2 separate regions of the Mus musculus genome follow, and region 1 is linked to region 2. A link is a loop called in an ENCODE intact Hi-C map of the cell type or tissue named here. Cell type or tissue: left cerebral cortex. All regions are shown on one strand.

Region 1 (8,000 bases), 110 kb after region 2:
GGATTAAAGAGTATTTGGTAATTTATGTTGTGAGTGCATGTATGCTTGTATGCCTGTGCTTATTGTATTTGGGTGCATGTGTGATTTTGTGCGCGAATATGAGCGTTGTGTGTTTGTGTGCATGCTTCAGTCTCCATGTGTATGTTCAGTGTGCGTTTGCCTGTGTATGCATGAGAGCACATTTGTGAGTGTTTGTGCTGTGAGCGACTGGGCGCTACCAAGCTCGCTCCTGCTCCTCCTGGGCGATCTGCCCCATCCAGGCTTGGCCTGGACAGAAGCAGAGGCCAGGGTCCTGGCAGGCGACTGAAGGATGTGCGCTGGGGTGAGCACGCAGCGCCTCCGCGGCCGCCACCGCGCCGGCTTTACCCTTTAAATCGGTCTCCAAGCCGCTTACTGCTGATCTCCCACGTGACGTTTTACCTTCTGTCTCCCGGAGCGCGTTGCCCGAGGACAGTCCTCTGGCTGCCGCGCGCCTCATAGCATAGCGCAGCCCGCCGCAGAGGCTGGGCTCCCGCAATACTTCGGGTGGAGTGACACTGGTGCGGGCGCCCTCGGAGGGCCACTCGTCACCGGGCTTCCGGGGAACAGGAGGCGTCGGGGGCCGGAGAGGGCGCGGTCGGGGAGGAGACGGTGCTGGTGCTCCAGCCCGGATAGGCGCCCTAGGTCTGGGCGGCGAGCGGGGTGCCCCGTGGCAGGCAGTCTGCGGTGCGTCCTCCCGGAGGGCAATCTGCGATGACCCCGCCAAGAAGCTGAGGCTACGACTCGAACGCCCTCCGCGCCCTCGCCATGCAGAAGAGCGTGCGCTACAACGAGGGGCACGCCCTGTACCTGGCCATGCTGGCGCGCAAGGAGGGCACCAAACGCGGCTTCCTGAGCAAGAAGGCTGCAGAGGCGAGCCGCTGGCACGAGAAGTGGTTCGCTCTCTACCAGAATGTGCTCTTTTACTTCGAAGGCGAGCAGAGCGGCCGGCCAGCGGGCATGTACCTTCTAGAGGGCTGCAGCTGTGAGCGGACGCCTGCACCACCCAGGACCAACGCAGGACCCGCAGGCGCCCGGGACGCTTTGGACAAGCAGGTACCTCGAACCCTCCTTTCCCTGGCTTCCAACCCCAGACGCCTCGCTGTCTTGCTTGTCCGACTCTGGTGCTGGGTGGACAGCTGACAGCGCAGGGACAAGTGCTTGGAGACCCTGTAGCAACGCATGTCCCTGTGAGTGAGCAGAGAGATTCTGACACCACCATCCTTTAACCCCACCACCTAGCGACCAGCTGGGCTAGAGACCAGGCTGGTTTAGCTTAGCTTAGGTTTTGGTTTTTATTATTTATTTATTTATTTATTTATTTATTCCTTCGCAATCCTCTTAGAGGTTAGGTCAGATTTCTCTCAGTTTCTTCCCTAACCACTCCGTGCTGTTCTAGACCTTAATGTGGCAAGTGTCTGTTGACACCTGTTGGATTTAGATTGGTTTGGTGAGACCAAACTACCCTATTTCGGAAAGTTTGGTTTCTTTTTTCACTGGCTCCGGACCGGCAGAGTTCTTTACCTGCCAGTGATGGCTTACCCGTAGTTCTGGGCACCAATCCCACTACCAAGACGGACGCGTTTGTTGGTCCTTGTCAATCATGCGTTGTAGTTTAGGTCTTGAGAATGTTTGCCCACCGAGGTCAGCATAAAGACACTGTCTCCCAAGAATTAGCATTTGTCCCTGAGTTTATGTTTAAAAACATGGGCATTTAAAAAGAACGCTCTGTACTTTAAAGTAAATGAGACCTTTTAGTTGTAGGTCATAATTTGAATGGGTTTGTTGTGTGCTCAAGGCGTGGAGAAGGCAATGGCTTAACCTCTGAATCCCATTCCTGCAAAATAGGAACCATATTGATTTCAAATGCCATTTGTTTATTACAGTTAAAGAGGAATGATTTTATTCAGCCAAATGTTTTCTCTTTGCCTCTATATTCCAGACCTTGGAAGAGGGAGGTATGTAGGGGTGCGGCGGGGGGACTGGTTGCCTTTGCTGTTCCAGAAAAATATTTCTAGGCTGAATTTTCCGTGCAGATCTGACCAGAATGCATGAACTGTAAACCTCGGAGGCTGCTGCTCACACAATGGTGGTTAGGATGGCCACCTAATGTTTCTGCCTCTTAAAACAAAGCTTAGAACTCAGAGGAACTGAAACCACACCAGGCACAAGATTGCTTTTGATTTTTACTGTAAATCATTAACTTCGGTAAATGATAAGTGCTTAATCACATCAGAAGGGTTAGGAGTTTGAAATTTAAAAGATGCCCTTTGACTTTTGAAGGTGCTCTTAGTCATTTGGAAAACTAATTTCCAAGCTGGCAGATATATGTATTAGAAATACAGAAAATTCAAGTTGTGCAGTCTAGAATCGAAGGAAAGTTTTCAGCAAACATATTTTTGAAAGTGTGTGTGTGTTTGTGTGTGTGTGTGTGTGTTTGTGTATTCTTGAATAGTGTTAGAAGGCCCACAAGACTTCCCTCCCCAATGGATTTTTAAGTCCCACTATGTCGAAAATAAAACGGTGTCCTTTAAAATACACACCCCCGACTCAATTCTAAATTATTTGTTTCCTTTGTATGTATTCTGAAGTTCACAAATAACCACTTATGGTTACTCTGGAATTGAGTTTCAGGGGTGGTTAGAGCTTTTGTGGCTGCCAAACCTGCCAATGTTATTTGCAAAGCATTGTTTATGGCCGTGTAAAGGTCAGGACTTGCATCTTCAGGACAGTTATTTGTAAGTTGGACTCTAATAGCGACTTGAAACCCCTGAATAGTTGGGGTTCTAGGAGGCTACCTTTGGTAAGTTATTTTTTCCTAGTTACTGTCACATGAACTGTGGTGCTTGTCACCTCATGCATATTTGGGAGGTTGGGAATCAGGACCTTTGTAGTTTGTAAGCAAAACTGAGATGTAAGCATTCCAGAAAGAATTTGAAGTTGGTCTTGGAGAATTTATAAATTTTCCTGTATGTTGGAAATGCTTTGTTGACATGGGTTAGCCTAGCTGAATAATGCTTTTCTTGAACACTGCTACCTAGAGGCAACTGAAAAATTATGAAGAGATGCTATGGAGATATGTTTTATCCTAAGTCTGTAGTGTATGCAATTGGCCTCCCTTCAGTTAACTGTGTCACTTTCCAGTGCTGTGATCATCTGCTTCTAAGACTATAAAAATACTGCAACATTGTTGCTACATAGAGGATGTGAACTGCAAATAAACACTGACAAACACTGCATCTGAAAAGCTAAGGACAGAGATGATTGAAATGGGCACTCTGAGAAATCAATCAGGTCAGTAGCCCCACAAACCTATAAGGGACATCATCCAGTGAGCCAGAGGTGTCACCCGTCTACAGAGGTAGAATCCAGCATCTTAGGATGTTGCAACAATGACTCAATTCTTCCTGTGAACCACTTCTAACCATTCTTGAGTTCTGTTTCTTTCTCAAATCACTTTAAATTTCTAGTTATATATGTTTATAGTTAAATTATAAGAAGAAATACCAATTGGTTTAATTTATCTAAATAATATTTCAAATTAAGTTTATTGGCAAAAGTTATAGAAAATTTCAGAAAATGGACCAGAACATAAACCCTGAAGTTTTCTTTTATTTTCATCAATAAGCTGGCTTTTCAAATGTTCCCAAGTTGGAGGAAAATTTGTGCTGCTCCATTGATCTCATGGCATTCCAGGGTTTTATGGGAAATTATTAGTTTGTCTTATCAGCATTTCCACAGTGGCTATTTCTTTAGAACAATAATGATGATGTAATCAGGTGAATTTGTTTTAAAAATGCTTAACGTGCCTCCAAAAGAATGTTCCTGTTTTCAAATATGTATCTGGTGTACTTATTTCTAAGTAATCTCCATTCAGGGCAAGGGGAAACTTTCCTCTTTAGCAGTCAGGTCCGGTGTGCTCTGCTCTGACAAGAGATACAATTCTCTACCATCTCATCTAACTCAGCGCTCTCTCCAGATCTTAGAGGCAGCTTCCTCTTCACCGTTCTTAATTACTTTCATTTTTACCTGTTGTAGCTCAGGCTCTACACAAGTAAAGTCCAACTCCAGATATAATGACTAAGCATGCTGAAGAGGGTTTTGTTGAGGAGGCTCTTTTTAAATCCACTGAGCTCAGTTTTTTTTGTTTTTGGTTTTTTTTTTTTTAATCTGGATGAGATACGAGTTGGGGATGTAATTCGTGAATTCCTTTTTTGTTTATTCTTGTTTAAAAACGAATCAAATGGCTGTTGTTGAATCTTGAGCAGTGCACCTTCAGACCACCATTTGCTCAAAGGAAAGAGAGGCATATTTCTAAACAACCAATTTCATGTGACATTCTCTCACTTCACTGGAGAGATGTTTTTAAGTGTTTGCACTTAGAGAGTACACAGCCCAGTTGGTCTGGTCCACTTATGCAGCCTTATGCATCTTGCCTGAAGCAGGAAAGATGTTTAGCAAAATGGCTGTCTTTCCTCTTCATCTGCTGTTGTATTCACCCTGCTTTCACTTGCTTGGTGGGGGTTGGTGAGGGATGGGTATCCTTGGCTCTAGAGGCATGAAGAGTTATACATGCTTCTTATATTTGTGCTGATTTAATATTAAAGGGACTATAGGTTCTGTGAGTTCTCTGTCACCTCGTTACTAGACAGACATTTTAACCTTCCCAACTTGACTCCCAAGGCAGGAATTCTTCAACATTTTATTAAATTAGGTAGAACTGCATGCATGTTCATAAATCTTTGTAGAAGGCAGAGGTCATGAGGGAGGATTTCCATTCTAGTTCATGATCTTGAATGGGGGTATAATAACTAACTTCACATTTTCTTTCTCATCTTTGTTTACTGAATGCAAATAAAGAGAAATGCAATAAGACATTTGCTAAATCTTATAAAAATTTCAGAACTATTTGTTACTTGAACTTAGTAAATAGTTTTCCATTAAAATTAAATAAAAAATTAAATAGATTAGAAAATTAGTTGTTTAATCCTGGTTATGTTAGTATTTAGATTATTGTAATTTATGTTGAGAATACAACACAGGAAAACTCATGTTTGTGGTATTAGCTGTATGTAAAGATGCTTTGTCCTGTAAGCTGCATTGGTCTGTGGGTTTTAGTCAGTGACAAGCATTGCACCCTGGAGAGATGGAAGACATTTGCAGTGATACTGTTTTCTTTGTACATTTTGTTCCAATACATGAAGTTAAAAACAATTATATTGTCTGTCTGTTGCAAGTTTTCTTTTCTTTTGTTTTCTTTTTCTTTCTTTTTTTGGTTTTTCAAGACAGGGTTTCTCTGTATAGCCCTGGCTGTCCTGGAACTCACTCTGTAGACCAGGCTGGCCTCGAACTCAGAAATCTGCCCGCCTCTGCCTCCCGAGTGCTGGGATTAAAGGCGTGCGCCCCTTAATTTTCAAGTTGATATTCATCCCTCTTGATCAAAACTGTATAAATACTCATATGTTAGTAAATATAATTTAAATATAGAGTAGAAAAGGTTAATTTTTAAAAGCCATTTTGAGATGAAATAAATCAGATTGCCAAGGTATATTTATTCCAGTCTTGAATTCTAATTTTCATAATTTTAAAGTGGCTTTGTGCTTGCATGTCTATTTCTCCTTTAAAGGGATTTATACCTGTTTATTAAGTTTGTTCCCTTTGACTGTTGACTATTAACTCTTTGTAATATATTTATATATTGGGAGTTCACACATTTTCATTTGTACCAGTAACACTTCAAGATGTGATTTATAAAGCCAGCCTATAATCCCAGCATTTGGGAGACTGAGGCAGGAGGAGTGCTGTGAACTCAAAGCCAGCCTTGATCATGGAGTGAGCCTCTGTCTCAAAAAGTTAAAAATATGTGAGCTACAGGTCCCCTCTGCCTGAGTACAGGAAGCGTTATTTCCTAGGACTGTAGCTGTGTGTTGAATGGAAATCACAAAAGAAATTCTTCTAAGCCCAAGCCTATAGACAGCAATGCATTGCAAAAAGACCTTGCCACCAGTGGTGAGCTGACTCAGTGGCACAGCGATGTCCTTAGCCTTGGTGTGGTGTGCGCCACCCTATCTCAGTTCCATCAAGCACACTTGGCAGTGTTCACACAGTGACAGAAATGATTCATTTCTCAGAATGTAGCTCTGTCTTGCTGTGATGTATGATGCTATAGTAAAATCATGGCCAGTATTTAAAGGAAAGCCGAGATGGTGTTAAGTACGAACCTGGCACTGTGGGAATTGCTTGACTGTTAGAACACTTGGCTCTTGATTAGACATGGCATTCTTTCAGATTCGTTGTTATATTTTTCACTGGTGTAACTTCTAAATTTTAGCTCAATCCTCAAGGAATTAAAATGAGATTTCCTGCCTACTTGGAGCAAGGCAGTGCATTCTCTCCTTGTTCCTGCAGAGAATATTAACGTCACAGGTGGGTCAAAGATTCAGGTAACATGGTCATGATTTTCTGTTTTACTAGAAAACACATGAGTCGATGAAAAATAAAGACTTATACCACCCCACGTTGGCTAAAAATGCTTCAAATATACTTTTAGGGAAAAGGCAGAAAAGATATTATCACATTTGAGTTAATCTGTATCTATGTAACATGTTTCTTCTTGAGCTCTGATGGAAGACAGGATGCTAAAGTTGGGGAGGTCTACGGAGAACAGATTTAGAACATCAAAGCAGGTGGGCGAGAAGTGGACTTCCTGAAGACTTGAGGACAGATAAAATGATGCAAGTCAAGCTATCTTTAAGGATGAATGTGTGGAGCCTGAGACTAGTTTTTTTACTTATAAGTGTGGGCCATACTTACACAAAGGCATTTCAGAGACTATGAGAGTACAGAGGGCGGGGCTCTGGGTACTGGTATTTTGCATGGCTACTGAGTTCCTCTATTTTATTTAGGTGATTAATTTAGACAACACCTGATTAATTTCCTGAACTGTATCTGAGACCATGCCATTTATGTGACTAATGTAAGCAAGAGGACTAGCTTCCCCAACTCCATCAGAGCAACTATTTAAAAGCCGCAAGAGCTGGCAGTGTGGGAGCTGGAAGGTGGCAACTCGATCAAAGGTTCAGTTTATGATGTTATAACTCAGTTCATAAGTCAGATATCAGCGATGAACAGGGGTTGGAGGGGACGTTCATGGATTTTTAAAAACTTGTAAGAATGACCCCAGGAGAGGTGGAGGAATTGGGGGTGGCTCGCTTTAGGGGTAAAACATATGCATTTACATTTTGCCTCTGTTACTTACAACACTTGTGATCTTAAGTCATCTCTGTAAGCTTAGTGATGCCAAGATGGGCTGAGAAAGTGCCTAGAAAAATGGGGTTCATGCATACCCCCATCATAGACTTCATGGGTAACTACCCACCCATGCTCTTAATACAGAGCCAAGCACAGCAAGTAGGCATGTTTGTCAGCTGCTGTCTCGTTCCTTTTGATTTTTCTGTTTTGTTTTCATTACTAGAATCATTTAGGAGAGGTTTTTGTTACTTCTTTTATATAAAAAAGTTAAAACACGGAGGCAGAGGCAGGTGGATTTCTGAGTTCAAGGCCAGCCTGGTCTACAAAGTGAGTTCCAGGACAGCCAGGGCTATACAGAGAAACTCTGTCTCGGAAAAAATAAAAGGTTAAAATACACATGGAATACAAGAGTTCACAAACCGCCATCATTTAGCTTAAACAATCTCCAGTGTTCTTACTTTTTATTTTGGTGTATGTGTCCTTACATTGTGTGTGTGTGTGTGTGTGTGTGTGTGTGTGTGTGTGTGTTGGGAGGTGGGTAGGGGAGCTTATTTTAAAGCCAATCTTAGACATTGCATTATTTCACTTGTACATAGAAAGGTGTTGCCTCTTTGGTTTAGCGGTTGGTTGGCACTGGAAACCACAGTAGACATAGTTCTGGAAAGACATGTCCTGGCAATAACTTGTAGTTCATTCTGTGATAAGGTACATTATTGTGATGAAGGGTATGA
Region 2 (8,000 bases):
GGTTCCTGTAGATAAGGCTTTGCATCCTATTAGACAGTGGTATCCTCATTTATGTAGTTCCCATTTTATGGATGAGTTTCTTTTTGGAGGACCTAACATGGTAGAATGGAAATGTTCTACACATTTTGGCCTCTTATTTACCTTTTAATTTTTTTTTTGTCCTATTTATTTATTTATTTATTTAGGTTTTTTCGAGTCAGGGTTTCTCTGTGTAACCCTGTCATGCCACCACCGCAGGCTTTATTTATCTTTCTAAAACATAGCTGTGACTGTCTCATACTTCATAGCTTGTATTTTAAATTTAATGACACAGGTAAATCCTACATTTTCAAAAAAAGCATTGGACAATTTTTAGCCATGCTATTGTATCATATTAAACAGTATGAATGGACCCTAGTTGTCCCTAAAAAAAAAAAAAATTGTTTCTAACACGCTGTTATAAGTGTTTATGCCGCAGTGCTTCAGCCTCCTGAAAAGCTACAAAGGGGGCCCCTGGGAAATGATTCGGATTCCCCTTCCCTTTTCCTCCCCAAGTGGACAGTCCTCAAAGAGGAAATAGTTTCTTTTAAAACCACTTACTGTATTAATAAATCTAACCCTGCAGGTAAGGCAGATAGCAGCATAATTCTGTGGGTTGATAGTGTGTGGCCTCTCCTCAGATCCGTTGTAAATATCATCTCACCTCTTGGTTTCCTTCTCTCTCTTACCTGCAGTTGATCAAACCCAGGACTTTGCACTTGTGGATCAAACGTTGTTCTACTAATCCAGGCCTGGATGTCAGGCTCCTTACCTGAATGATGGCAGAGACTCTGTATCTAGAATGGCATCCTGTATTAGATGAGGGCTTTGGGATTTTAGTTAAGTAATTAAAAATAAGCTGATGGTTAGACAATGGAAGGCAGCTTTCAGTAATTTTTAAAACACAAATGGGGAGAAAGCCTGCCTCCCAGGTACTCTGTGCATCCCATCTCTCCGGTGGTGCAGCCAGGCTCAGCTGGTGCATATGCCAGACCACTGTTTCTGTGCCCAGTGCTGTGGAGGCTGTGTCTGTTAGAAGCAGTAACAGCCACTGTGGCTTTGGGAGGTTCATGGCACCAATACACACTGGTTACTACCTGGATGACCTGCTCTAATTCCACCTAGGGAGCCCTGTGGGAGTCTTGTGCTACCTACCAGTGGCAAGAAGTAAGCACAGGGGCACACAGGCCAGCCCTCCAGGAGGGCCACAGGTGGTTCCACATGTTGGAGTTTGGGATAGGGCCGACTCTTACAGTCATCAGTCAGCCAGAACTCATGCTGTGGCTCTAGACTGGGGTCTAGCAAATATCCTGGCGTACTGGACTTTGTGATATCCTAGAAGTAGGTTACCAGATTTAGCAAGTGAAAGTATAGCAGATAAATTTGAATTTCAGATAAACAATTCTTTTTAGAATAAACATGTTTGTGTTTGATTTGCTTTTTATGCCAAAATGTTGTTTGCTATTTATCAGAAATACAGGTTTTATTACTGTCCTCTATTTGACCTGGCAACCCTAGTATATCCAAGGAGAATTTGTGAAGGTCCAGGATGGTAAAAGAGACCTTGTTCAGGCCTGGTCAATAGCAATTTAACAATTGTTTTAAAATTTAACAGCTAGTTTGACTTATACATGCATAAATCATCCCTTATTCACTTAGTGACCTAGTAGGTTTCTACTACTGTGAAGAAACACCATGACCAAGGCAACTCTTACAAATGATAACATTTAATTGGGGCTGGCTGGTTCTGAGGTTCACTCCATTATCATCATGGTAGGAAGCATGGCAGCATCCAGGCAGGCATGGCCCTGGAGATGAGAGTTCTCATCTCGTTCCAAAGGCAAATGGGAGAAGACTGTCATCCTCAGGCAGCTAGGAGGAAGCTTCCTACGCCCATTCCCACAGAGGCACTTCCTCCAACAAGGCCACACCCACTCCAACAACACCACACCTCCTTATAGTGCCATTCCCTGTACCAAGTGTATTCAAACCACCACACTTAGGATCATGCCTTAGTGAGAATGATTTGAGGAGTTAAAAATTATCAAGTATGTTAAAGAATTGCTCCCCTGTAAACTGCTAGTTCACAGATGCATTGAATCCGATTCTGAGGGAGCTCATTGATGTGATCTTGGTGTTAGTATGTATATGAGCACACAGCCTATTTTTTGTTAGTCTTCTACATGGGTACTTGGGAGCACTGTGCCAGAGATGTTAGATAGCTAACCTTGAATGTTCGTTTCCTGGAACCTGGGGTTGGAAGGCCCTTAGGAATCCACCTACTGTCTCCATGGAGTGAAGTTTTCATTTTGAGCTTTCTTTTCTGTCCAACGCTGTTCATCACACTCATATCAGACATTAAAGCAAAGCACTAAATCTGTCTGCCCGCCAGCTGTATCCATTGCCTCTTTAGCTGCATCTCAAGATGGAAGGCTACAGCCTCAAATCAGAACAGCACAATGCAGTCTCTCACTGGTTGTTAGGATCAGGAAATGAGCATGATGGTCAGGAAAGCCAGTTACAAGCTAGTTGGAAATAAGCTTCCACGCACTTCAGCCCTCCTTGCTATTTTTGACTTTGCAAGTATCAAAATGTTCCCTGGTGCACACAATTAAATACTGGAAATAGATGTTAGAATTTAGAAGAACAGATACTTCACACAGCAAGTGCATTCTACATCTTTTTGGCTTCTTGAAACACATAGGACACATCCGTTTCTGTGGTCACCCTGCTGTGTGTGCAGCAGCACCAAGCCTCTAAACTACAGTTTAGAACCCGCTCATAACTTCCCCCACTCCATTATCCCCTGCTGCTTCAGCTTCTGCTTCCATACCCTCCTGAATGATATCAAGAGTATTACATTTTATATATGAATTAGATCATGTTCCTAGCTTATTTAACTTAGTATAGTGCTCCTTAGTTTTATTTATTTGGCCACAAATAACAGAATTTACCAACTATTTTATGACTGAATAATATTCCATTGTATGTAGGTATTGCATTTCCTTTGCCTTTTTGTGTGTTGATAGGCCCTCTGACATTGATGCACTGTTGCCATTTCTTGGATGTTATGAATCTTGCTACAATAAACATAGGAATACAGGTGTCTCTGCAACATACAGATTTCATTTTGCTTGGCTATTTATCAGCTAGTCTTTCAGAAAAATGTTAGGAATAGCTTGTAGATCTCCTTCATAATGCTTCTGATTACACCTTCCCGCTAATATGCTTTTAGATCTGTGCTTTCCTTGCTACAAATAGGCTATTTATATCCTTTGCCTGTCCCCCATTACTTCTGCGCTGTTGAGAGGTAGGAGTTATATAAGACGACTGCTTTTTCATGTTTTGTTTGGTGATTTAACAACTTCCCTCTGACAATTTATATCTTTGTCTTCTCCCTTGCCATAGCTGTCTCTGAGCTGCTGTATCATACTTTATCTGTTGATAAACATTTGTGCAGTTTCCAGTTTAAGGCAGTTGTGAGCAGTCTCTTCCTTTGGTTTTGGTACACACCACACAATTAGGTCTGACCTGGGCAGATGTGTTTTATGCTTCCACTAAGGAACACACTCTCCACCTTCCTCCTACATTTTCTTCTAAAAGTAGCGGGCTTGCTTTTCACGATTCATTTTTTCATCCACCCAGACTCCGTTTCCTGAGATTTGGGACCACGCTTATTTCCATACAGCTAACCATTTCCCTGCCATCATTTAAGGACAACGTTGTCTTTGTGGCTCACCTGTAATGCCTCCCATGGATCCCAGGTGTCTGTTGCCTGGTTGGCCTTCTCCTACAGCTGCACACATTCCTACTTGATGCTTTCTCTTTTTAACCTGCTCCAGGATGGGTGAACATGTACGCCAGTTCAGGACTGGCCTGAGAGGCAAGGAGCGCTGCCAACAGGCTTCTCTGTGTCTTTTGTTGTGTGTCATCCTCATTTCCATTTAGTGTGTGTACATGGGAGGAGGATTGCTTGGCTATGTCTATTTTCAGCTTTAGCAGATATTACTGAAGTTTTTCAAAATGGTATGCAGTATTTTTCTTCCAGAATAAAAATTCCAGCTCTTCTCTCATCTTTGGCAGAATTTGACATTGACAACCATGGCAGGCTTTCTTCCTTCTCTGTCTTGTTTGATGTTTCTTGTGTGTGTGTTTGTGTGTGTGTATGTGTGTGTGAAGTGGTGTCATTTTCTGTACTGTAATCGGGTATTTCTTCATAGTCTTGACAACCATCTGTGTATCTTTTCTCATCTCCCCTAAAATGAGATGGAGCCAAATGGAAGATAAGTCATCGGGGGTGCAACCCTCAGAAAGGATTAGGTCTTCTGGAATGGTTATTTCTCATAAGAATGTCCTGCATACTGGCCTGTCCTCAGCCCTCACTTCCTGTCAGCAAAATGAATTCCTCTTGTACACATTCCCACTGTACTGATGTCATCCACTGTGAAACCTTTACCAGACCTGAGAGAAAGTCAATACCATGCTGTTGAATATCTAGAACTTTGACCTTAATGAGTCTCTTTCTTTAAACAATTACCCAGCCCCAGCTACTTTGTTATAGGAATGGAAAATGGATTAATTCAATAGCATATGTAAATATGCCACAAAGTAATGCTTTGCCTCATGAAGTCCTGTTTGTGGGATGAATTGTAAATACCACAAGAACATCAAAACAAAACATGAGCCAAGCATGGTAGTGGATTCTTATGATTCCAGTTTTTGGCAGGTGGAGGCAGGAGATTAAAATATGAGGCCAACCTGGTCTACCTACTAAGCCGAAGGCCAGCCTGGGTTATATAGTTAACCCCTATCCCAGTCTGCACTCCCAAAATATAAACCAACCATTCGAATCCCTTTCTGGTTCAGTAAGTGAAATTCCCTTTCTCATTTGTTTGTTTCCAGCAGGACTCGGAGAGAGTAATGATAATCACCGGACCAAACATGGGTGGGAAAAGCTCCTACATAAAACAGGTTGCACTGGTTACCATCATGGCTCAGATTGGCTCCTACGTCCCTGCAGAGGAAGCCACAATTGGGATTGTGGATGGCATTTTCACAAGGTGAGTGCTCCTTCTCTTTGAATGTAACTCTCTTTTTGTGTACATGTTTGGATGAATGGTTTACATTCACCATTCAGGAGAAGTCATTTGTCACTGCATATGTTGATAAGGAAGACACCCAGGGTGTCATTTCCCTGAAGAACTTTTTTTACCCCCCAAATCTTTAAAATGAGTCCTTTAAGTAAAATCTTAAGAAGGGAATCAATATCTCCTCTTAAACTTAGCTGAAAGACTATGAAGAAATGGAAATCAATATTTAAACAGAGAAAAGAAGTTCTGGTGTGCCTTCCAGTGTGGGAAGCTGAAACCTGCTCCCTCCTCATTTTTGAGATAGAAGTACCAAGCAAGATCGTTAATTCAAATTTATTTCTGCTCTTAAACATTGCATATAACTGGCCAGGGCTTACTAATTTCAGTTTGTAAATTTAATTTCATGCTTTCTTAGCAGTGTGAGTAGAGTATCCTGGTTTTATTAAAAAGAATTTGTAGTTTACCCATTTCATATCTAGCAATTTATCAGTTCTTGAATAGTCTGTATTTCTTGTGTGATATGTTTGAGTAAATACTGAATATATAAGCATAACGCTATGTAATAACCAGGTTCTCTGTGTAGCATGTTTGTTACTGTCCAGCTTCATGGTTAAACACTTGTGGTGAAACCAGAATGCACTATCACCAGAATGCACTATCACCAGTATTAGCGACCTTGAGCAGATGCTGCAGTGCCTTAAAGTCTGCATATTGAAAGAATCCTTTGACTTTTGAGGGCCTTTCTGAAGAGTGTGATCATTAGTCAAAGAAGGAAGGAAGGAAGGGCCCCTTCAGACTGAATGGCATGTGCAAGCATCAGCATTAGACACAGTGAGGTAAGGAACTGAAGGCAGACCCTCCAGGAGAGCCCAAAATCAGTCAGGACTTGATGAGCGTAATATGAGTTGTCAGAGGTAACAGTACTGTGCACATCTGGGTGGAGAATCTGGCTACCTGTTGAAGGCGGAGGGGGTGGGGTATCATAACCTGTTTGCTGCTGCTGCGTCAATGTGCTGAGTCAATACTACAGACTAGAGGGGAGAGGGAAGAGAAATGGGGGGGAGGGGAATGGATGCACCTGCATTCATATACATATGGAAGCCAAAGGTCAACTTCAGATGTTCTTCATGAATCAGGAATATTCATCTCATTTCTTTGAGATGGGGTCTTTCAGTGGGACCTGGAGTTTGGTAAGCTAAGCTGACTGACCAGCAAGCCCCATAGTAGTCTTCTGAGTGGGTTTCTCCACTCGTTATATTTATAAATCCATCTGCATGGATACGTATATTTCTAGGCCTTTGCTTGTGTTTCATGCATGTGCACACATTCCTTGGTGAGTATTTGGCATGGTTTCAGTGTTTCACAAATGTAAACAGTGTTGGTACCTTTGTTACTTAAGTGCTGGGGCTTAAGCTCTGACTCCAGAAGACACAGTGGCTTGGCTCAGCCATCCCAATTCAGCAGTGAAAGGCAGACGGGGAAGATACAGGGTGTGGACCCCCATGCCCGTCCTCTAAGTACTGAGTTGAGCTTTAGGTTTAAACAAAAAAGGGGTTGAAGCTCAAGAGAGGTTTGCATAATGAAGTGGTCTTGGTCTGGTCCGTGATGGCGACTTAATTTTGCCAATCTGGTTTGCAGATGATGATTGTCCCTGCTCTAAGCCTCTGTGTCATGTCATTCCTGTGGTAGGTAGCTTTCCTGGAGGCACCTGTTAGTTGGCAGGGAGTTTCAGTTGCTTAGATACAGAATGAAGGCAGAGCTGCCAGGGTTTCATCCTGCTCTCCGTTACATTGTGGGTCCGAGTGAAGAATTAATGCTTTTGAGCAAAAGCAGCTTCTAAGTGTGTGTGGCACTGACTTACACATCATGTACTGTACATAAGTGAATTTTCCCCAGCTCATCTGTATTGAGGGGTAGAATTGCTGGATTGTAAGGAACATGCATCTTTCAAGTTCTCCAAGGCGGCCATACCAGTGTAGGAGCAGCAGCACGTGAAGTTTGTCCTCACATTTTAATGTAAAATTAGAATACATATGTGCTTAACTTTGCTTGTTGGGACATGTTCATTTCTATTGTTTTAATTTCCTTTATATGAAGTACCATCTGCTAGATTTTTATTGTTTTTGATGCCAGGGAGATTATTCCCCTCCCCCACGTACACATTGTGCTTATTTACAAAAAGATTCAGAGAGTGCCCTGTCCAAGATCCCTCATGCCTGCCAGGTCTCGTGTTATAATCCAGTGGCTGCTTCCTCCTTCATCCCCCTTTGGCTTGCCTGCCTAGACAGCAGACTCTAAATTCAAGGCTCAGGTATGGAAGCAAGTTTGATCTGGTTTCCCCTCCTGTTCTGAGGTGTGAGGGTTTCTCTACGGTCATCCTTACGTAGCTACTTGTTTAGATGGCTACTTTCTAAGCCCAGTCCTTAAGATTTCCAGCCGGAATCTCTGAGGTGCTACGCAAGCAGTGGCACTTTAAAAGTTCATGTCAGAGCAGCCTCACAGTGGAGAATCACCACATGCCTTGTCATCCTTACTTAGTACGCATTGCAGTTCTTCCAGTAAAAGTAAGTGGTTATTCAAATTAAATCATTGCTACTCAAAATTCCTTTTTGTGTCCATTGAGAAACACGCTATAGCTAAACTGAATACGATGTTTGCATAAGGTTTGGCTCCAGACTTTAAGCTGCTTGTTTTTATGTTATATTGGACATCTGGAACATTGGGCTTAAATGTGTATACTCCATAATTATCAATGGCATGTCTGCTGTGGCTCATGAGTGCTATAGGAAGTAAATGGAGGGAAAGCTGCCGTCAGGCAGATGGTTGGGATCTTCTTTCTTGACTATTATAAGGTCACACGGCTAAGGAATGATGTCCTTCGTCATTAGCAGA

The links. Hi-C counts contacts between places; a loop is a spot of excess contacts. Peaks named below come from ENCODE experiments on the same cell type or tissue, not always from the same donor. Only the 100,000 strongest peaks of a DNase experiment are listed, where the experiment ranks them.
Region 1: it touches region 2 in a loop (5-fold over the local background); 3 of 42 quality-filtered maps call a loop at or near these places.

Annotation. Positions count from the first base shown.
Region 1 is chr13:92,124,281-92,132,280 of GRCm38, reverse strand. Rasgrf2 (RAS protein-specific guanine nucleotide-releasing factor 2) reads left to right here and starts at 453. Exons shown (of 28, transcript NM_009027.4): 1 at 453-1,074. The coding sequence starts at 787. In left cerebral cortex, a CTCF peak has its summit at 3,070; DNase peaks (open chromatin) are centred at 1,471, 1,994, 3,174, 6,176 and 2 more places; H3K4me3 peaks cover 4,150 bases; H3K27ac peaks cover 2,080 bases.
Region 2 is chr13:92,232,652-92,240,651 of GRCm38, reverse strand. Msh3 (mutS homolog 3) reads left to right here. Exons shown (of 24, transcript NM_010829.2): 20 at 4,921-5,078. Among named protein-coding and RNA genes, the nearest start is that of Rasgrf2, 100 kb to the right of the region's middle. In left cerebral cortex, no CTCF peak of the experiment used is centred here; DNase peaks (open chromatin) are centred at 2,583, 3,550, 3,930 and 6,870; H3K27ac peaks cover 2,645 bases.